Linked DNA regions of Homo sapiens: region 1 is linked to region 2. Evidence: read pairs that join two places in POLR2A ChIA-PET (ENCODE). Cell type or tissue: HepG2. All regions are shown on one strand. Links, peaks and the distances in the headings refer to the core of each region. The heading gives the core; the rest is flanking DNA.

Evidence for each region. Peaks named below come from ENCODE experiments on the same cell type or tissue, not always from the same donor. Only the 100,000 strongest peaks of a DNase experiment are listed, where the experiment ranks them.
Region 1: POLR2A ChIA-PET joins it to region 2 with 6 read pairs; 2 of 35 experiments call an interaction of 5 or more read pairs at or near these places.

What each region holds. Positions count from the first base shown.
Region 1 is chr7:110,831,624-110,834,549 of GRCh38, reverse strand. All of the region lies in intron 5 of IMMP2L (inner mitochondrial membrane peptidase subunit 2), which reads left to right. Among named protein-coding and RNA genes, the nearest start is that of LRRN3, 260 kb to the left of the region's middle. In HepG2, for the core only: a CTCF peak has its summit at 2,034; no DNase peak of the experiment used is centred there.
Region 2 is chr7:111,071,267-111,074,192 of GRCh38, reverse strand. All of the region lies in intron 3 of IMMP2L (inner mitochondrial membrane peptidase subunit 2), which reads left to right. Among named protein-coding and RNA genes, the nearest start is that of LRRN3, 18 kb to the left of the region's middle. In HepG2, for the core only: no CTCF peak of the experiment used is centred there; a DNase peak (open chromatin) is centred at 1,302.

The sequences.
Region 1 (2,926 bases), core at 218-2,717, 240 kb after region 2:
GGAAGGACGGAGCACAAAGCTTTCTTCCTTCCAGGGGTTGTCTCCTATTTCTTCTGGTACCAGTCTCCTTGATGAATTGCTAGAACACTGTTTAGCAACTTTCTTCAGTATTGAGTTGAGCTAATGTGTATATGTTACATATACACTATATATATATATAAAGTTGCATATAACACACACACACACACACTCTTAACTTTGTGTTAATATGACCAGTAAGGCCTGATTTATGTCTAGTGACCATTTCTTACATGACAGGCTGCTGTGCTGGTATGGGAAAGTGATAGTCTAAACTGAATGTGCTCCAGCAGTAACTACAGTGAATTTCTGTGGAAGTCCCAGTTTTAAAACTACATTTAAGATTTATTATTCATAAAGAATATTTGAAGAAGCTTTAAAAATAAATTACAATAAAAAACTAGAGACTTCTAAATAAACTTAGAACAACCAATGAAATTATAAGGAGAAAGACGCTAGAAGCAACTTCAAATGAATTTATTAATATAGATGAGCACTAAACTTAATTCTCAAGTTACTGGCATCTGAAGCAAAAAAGAAAATAACTTAGTTGATCTAGTTCTCATTGTTTACCTGAAGAGAACTTTCATATTCATCTCAGAGGCCTTCATGAATCAGGCTGGTAAGTAAATGAGAGAATTGACTGGGCATAAACCAAAGAGAATGGTACAGCTTGTGTTTGCCCCATTCAAAGGAGTTTGAGCTAAAGCTAAGCAGAAACCAAAATCTTTTTCACTGACTAAATAAAACCAAAGGGCTGAGATGCACTTAGACAGCTGAGTTACCATTGAAATACAGGGGAAATTTATCCTGAATTTGTCATATTAGGCCTTCTGTAACATGAAATGTAATGTTTAATATGCAAGTTATTTTATTTAAAAAAGTCATTGCTTTAAATCGTCTTCTAATATTGAACTTCTGAAAAAGCTGAAAGATTAAATTTATTGTTTTGCCTCAGTGAATGTACTATGAAGTCTCTAAAAATCAGCCATCCCCCCAGATGGTCTAAGAATGCCCCTAGGTGGCAAGACATAATTAAAAATACTCTAATTTTGTGATTAAAGCTCTCTCTCTCTTTTTTTTTTTTTTTTTGAGACGAAGTTTCACTCTTGTCACCCAGGCTGGAGTGAAATGGCACAATCTTGGCTCACTGCGACCTCTGCCTCCCAGGTTCAAGCGATTCTCCTGCCTCAGCTTCTTGAGTAGCTGGGATTACAGGCACCCACCACCACACCCTGCTACTTTTTGTATTTTTAGTGGAGATAGGATTTCACCATGTTGGCCAGGCTAGTGTCAAACTCCTGACCTCAGATAATCTGCCTGCCTCAGCCTCCCAAAGTGCTGGGATTACAGGCATGAGCCACCGTGCCCGACCTCATGATTAAAACTCTTCTAAGAGCTCCACTTTTTCTTGTTCTAGAATGAATATCTCCAGCAATGCAATAAATGTTCTCCCTTGCATTAAATAGGAAGCAAGGCCATAATATGACAATTAATTACATCTTATGTATGAGGTAGAATGTGGCAGAGGGGAGTGAGGCATTACTGATCACCAGTAGAGTTCCCAGAGGAAAACATGTCAGGAGCTGTACTGGAGGGAGCAGGGAAACCTGCCCTAATCCTTTCTCCTACTGGCCTGGTTACCTAAATGCATTCTCAGAATTAGAAAAACTCATCACGACTTCTGTGTCTATTTCTATATGTTTATGTTATTCATATGATCAGAGAAACCTGAATTCTCCCTCTGCATTCTCATACTCCAGTAATTTTTATCTCTGTGATAGCAGAATTCCTATGAAGAATTCTAAGTTTCTTGGTGGTACTTGTGAACAAAAGAAACTTTTTATTATTATCACTATGTGCAAAATGCCTGTCCAGGGTTAAGTGGTGATCCATGTGACTTAAATTCAGTTCTGGGTAGGTACATAGCTCGAGACTTGGGCTTCACAACGTTCTGAGTTCACCAATGGTCACCAGGCCAAGTAAAGCTACAGAAAAGCTAGGAAGCACGCCACCAGCAGGCCCCTTTTAGATTGTGAAAAATAGGGAAGGCAGGCTTGTCAGCTGAAGAGAGTGGTCTATGACTACTGGCTAGAAGAGAAGGAATGTGTCACATACTGGGACGTCCTGAACTTTAGCATGGCTTACTTTGCTAAGATGTTATTTAGCAAAACCCATGAATATACCAGGATAACGACAGTACAGTGCAAAACCTGGCTAAAATCAGAATGACAGAGTAGGGTTTTTTTGTTTGTTTTTTCTTTGTTTGTTTTGAGAGGAGTCTTGCTCTGTCCCCAGGCTGGAGTGCAGTGGTGCAATCTCGGCTCACTGCAACCTCCACCTCCCAGTTCAAATGATTCCCCTGCCTCAGCCTCCTGAGTAGCTGGGACTACAGGCACACGCCACCACACCCAGCTAATTTTTTGTATTTTAGTAGAGACGAGGTTTCACCACGTTGGCCAGGGTAGTCTTGATCTCCTGACCTCGTGATCCGCACACCTCAACCTCCCAAAGTGTGGGGATTACAGGCGTGAGCCACCGCGCCCAGCCCTACAGAGTGGTTTTAAAGTCAAATCAGTTCGGAAGCAGTTTTAAAAAAAACCCTGCTGGGACCTTTAGCTTCAATTAGGGACTTTCACCGAAGCCTCTAACAAGTCTGAGAGCACTGTTTGTTTTAAAGCACTAAACACTTTAGACTTCACCTGGAAAGAATACCTGGGTACCTCTGAATAAATCAGTGACCCCAAATGTCTAGAGAACAAATGAAGATTCTGCAGATTCTTTCCCTCTAGTATTTTCGTCAGGCCAGAGCATTCTTCTTTTAGTGCATGGTTATTTTTATACTTGCTATTGCAACCCTTTATTGAAATATTTGTAACCTCTCATAACAGCCTCTTTTGATAAGTTT
Region 2 (2,926 bases), core at 158-2,657:
GGGTAGGTCATTTAACCTGTCTGGACCTTATTTATTTGTAAAATGAGGGTATAAACCTGGTTGTCTCTGGTGTCCCTTCCAGCTTTGATGTTTTGTGAGCATGTAGTTCAATAGTCAAAATTACTGGGTAACAAAGCAGAGTCCAGCAAGTGTTATCTATGCAGAAGTGATTTCCATTTGAATGGTCAGATATTAGAGCTTGGACATTGTCCTGGGTTCTGTGGACAGACCAAGGGATAGAGAGGAACAGAAGACTGACCAATAACACATGCATACTTATATGCAACAATTTATCCCAAATACAACATTTCTCAAATTTCCCTACAACAAAGACAAAGGTTAATAATTAAAGAACATTAGTGTACAGACCATTAGAAATAAGTAGTATCTTCCTGAGTGGCAGAGTTCTGCTACATAATTGGTAACACAACTAAGGAAACATTTAAGGGTGATCTCTATTTCAGGAAAAGAGAGTTAACAGAAGATGCCTCTCAAGGGAAATGGAATCCCACACATTTGAGACTCCTAAAAATGTACTCAAAGTTGAAGTAAAAATGATGCCACAGGGAATAATCTGGCACTGGCAAGCAGGTAGACTTGTTAAGCAAATGGGATTTCTCATTTCTGTTTGCCATGTTTCTAAGAGGAAAATGGCCAGGAAGAGAGAATATGGCTGAGAACATAGTCTCAGATCTGTACAAGCATGCAGGCTTGAATGAAAAAAACTATCTCAGGGATACTACTTTTTAAATTTTTAACTTTCAATTTTGGAAAAAATTTAAACTTGTAAAAAATATGCAAGAATAGCACAATGAACCCCCAAATATTCAGCAATTTATAACATTTTGGTACCTTTATGCACTTTCTCTGTCTGTCACACCCACTCTCATTCTTGCTCTCTCTCCTCCTCTCTCTGTCTCCCCCACCACACACATATAGCGATATGGCTGTATATGAGTGTGTTTATGTGTATATATACACTCATTGTCATTTTTATGACCATCATTTTTGTTGACTTATTTGAAAGTGCATTGCAGATATAATGACCCTTTAACCCGACATCCTTTCTAGAAGTTTTTCTCTTACATAACCACAGTACAATTATCAAATTCAGTATATTTAACATCAGTACAGTGCTATTATCTAATATATATTCCATATTCAAATTTCACCAGTTATTCCTAGAATGTTCCTTATAGCCATGTCTTTGCCTTTACCAATGATCTAATCCAGGATCATGCATTACTGTCAGATGTCATGTCTCTTTAGACTCCTTTTTTTTTTTTTTTTTGGAGACAGTCTTGCTCTGTCACCCAGGCTGGAATGCAGTGGTGCAATCTTGGCTCGCTGCAAGCTCCGCTGCTCCGCCTCCTGGGTTCACACTATTCTCCTGCCTCAGCCTCCCGAGTAGCTGAGACTACAGATGCCTACCACCTCGCCCGGCTGATTTTTTGTATTTTTAGTAGAGATGGGATTTCACTGTGTTAATCAGGGTGGTCTCAATCTCCTGACCTCGTGATCCGCCTGCCTCGGCCTCCCAAAGTGCTGGGATTATGGTGTGAGCCACTGCACCCAGCCTAGACTGGTTTTATCTGAAAGTTTTCAGCTTTTATTTGTCTTTTGTCATGCTGACTTTTTTTTTTTTGAGTTTTGTGGAATGTCTTTTATTTTTGGGTTTTTCTGATATTTCCTCATGCATGGATTGAGGTTACACATTTTGAGAGTAATGCAGTTTACACTGCATTAAGTTCATCATATCAAAAGGCACAAGATACCAGTTTGCCCCAGATTCGGTGACATCAACTGTGATCTCTTTAGCAAACATAGTATCTGCCAGGTTTCTCCACTGTAGGGTGAACTTTTTCTGGTATTAAGTATTTTGTATACATATTATATTCCTCATCAACTTTTATGAAATAGTTTTGCAGTCACCAATGATTCTTGCCTGAATCAAGTACTATTATGATGTTGTAAAATGATTGTTTCTAACTCTGTCATTCCTTTTGTATTTACTAGTTGGAATTCCATTCCGTTGTAAGGAAGAGCTTTCTCTTCTCCCTTCTTGTTTAGTGCCAGTAAGGACTAATGGATTTTTTTTCCCAACAATGAGTTGTAAGCTATTAGTATCATTATTTATTGTGATTCTTAAATTGCCCTATATTTGGCTGGTGGGTAATATTTCCTTTTAACATTTTCACTCATTTGTCATGACCCCTCATTTTTTTAGTGGATGGTATCATCAGCAGTCTTGGGAACTTTATGAAAATTTGTATTAACTTAAAAAAAATTGAAGTGAAATTCACATAACATAAAAGTAATCATTTATAAATGTACAATGTATAAATTTGCTGGCATTTAATGCATTGACAGTGTTGTACAACCACCACCTATATCAAGTTACAAAGTGTTTTCACCACACCAAAAAAAAACTGTACCCATTAAGCAGTTATTTCCTGTTCTCCCTTTCCCCTTGCTCTTGGCAACTACCCATCTGCTTTTTGTCTCTGTGAATTTACCTATTCTAGAAATTTCATATAGTTGGAATTATATGTGACCCATTATGTCTGGATTCTTTCACTTAGTATAATGTTTTTGAGATACATCCACATTGTAGCATGAATCAGTACTTCTTCTTATGGCTGAATAATATTGTATTATGTATATATAACATTTTGTTTCTCCATTTATCCATCGACAGATATTTGTTTCTTTTTTTCATGTTCTGACTATTATAAATAGTGCGGCTATGAACATTCATGTGCATGTATTTGCTTGAGTACGTATTTTTAGTTTCAGGGTATACGTACCTAGGAATGGAATTACTGGCTTATATGGTAATCCTATGTTTACCTTTTTGAAGCATCATCAAACTGTTTTCCAAATTGGCTGCACCAGTTTACATTCCCACCAGCTATGTATGAGGGTT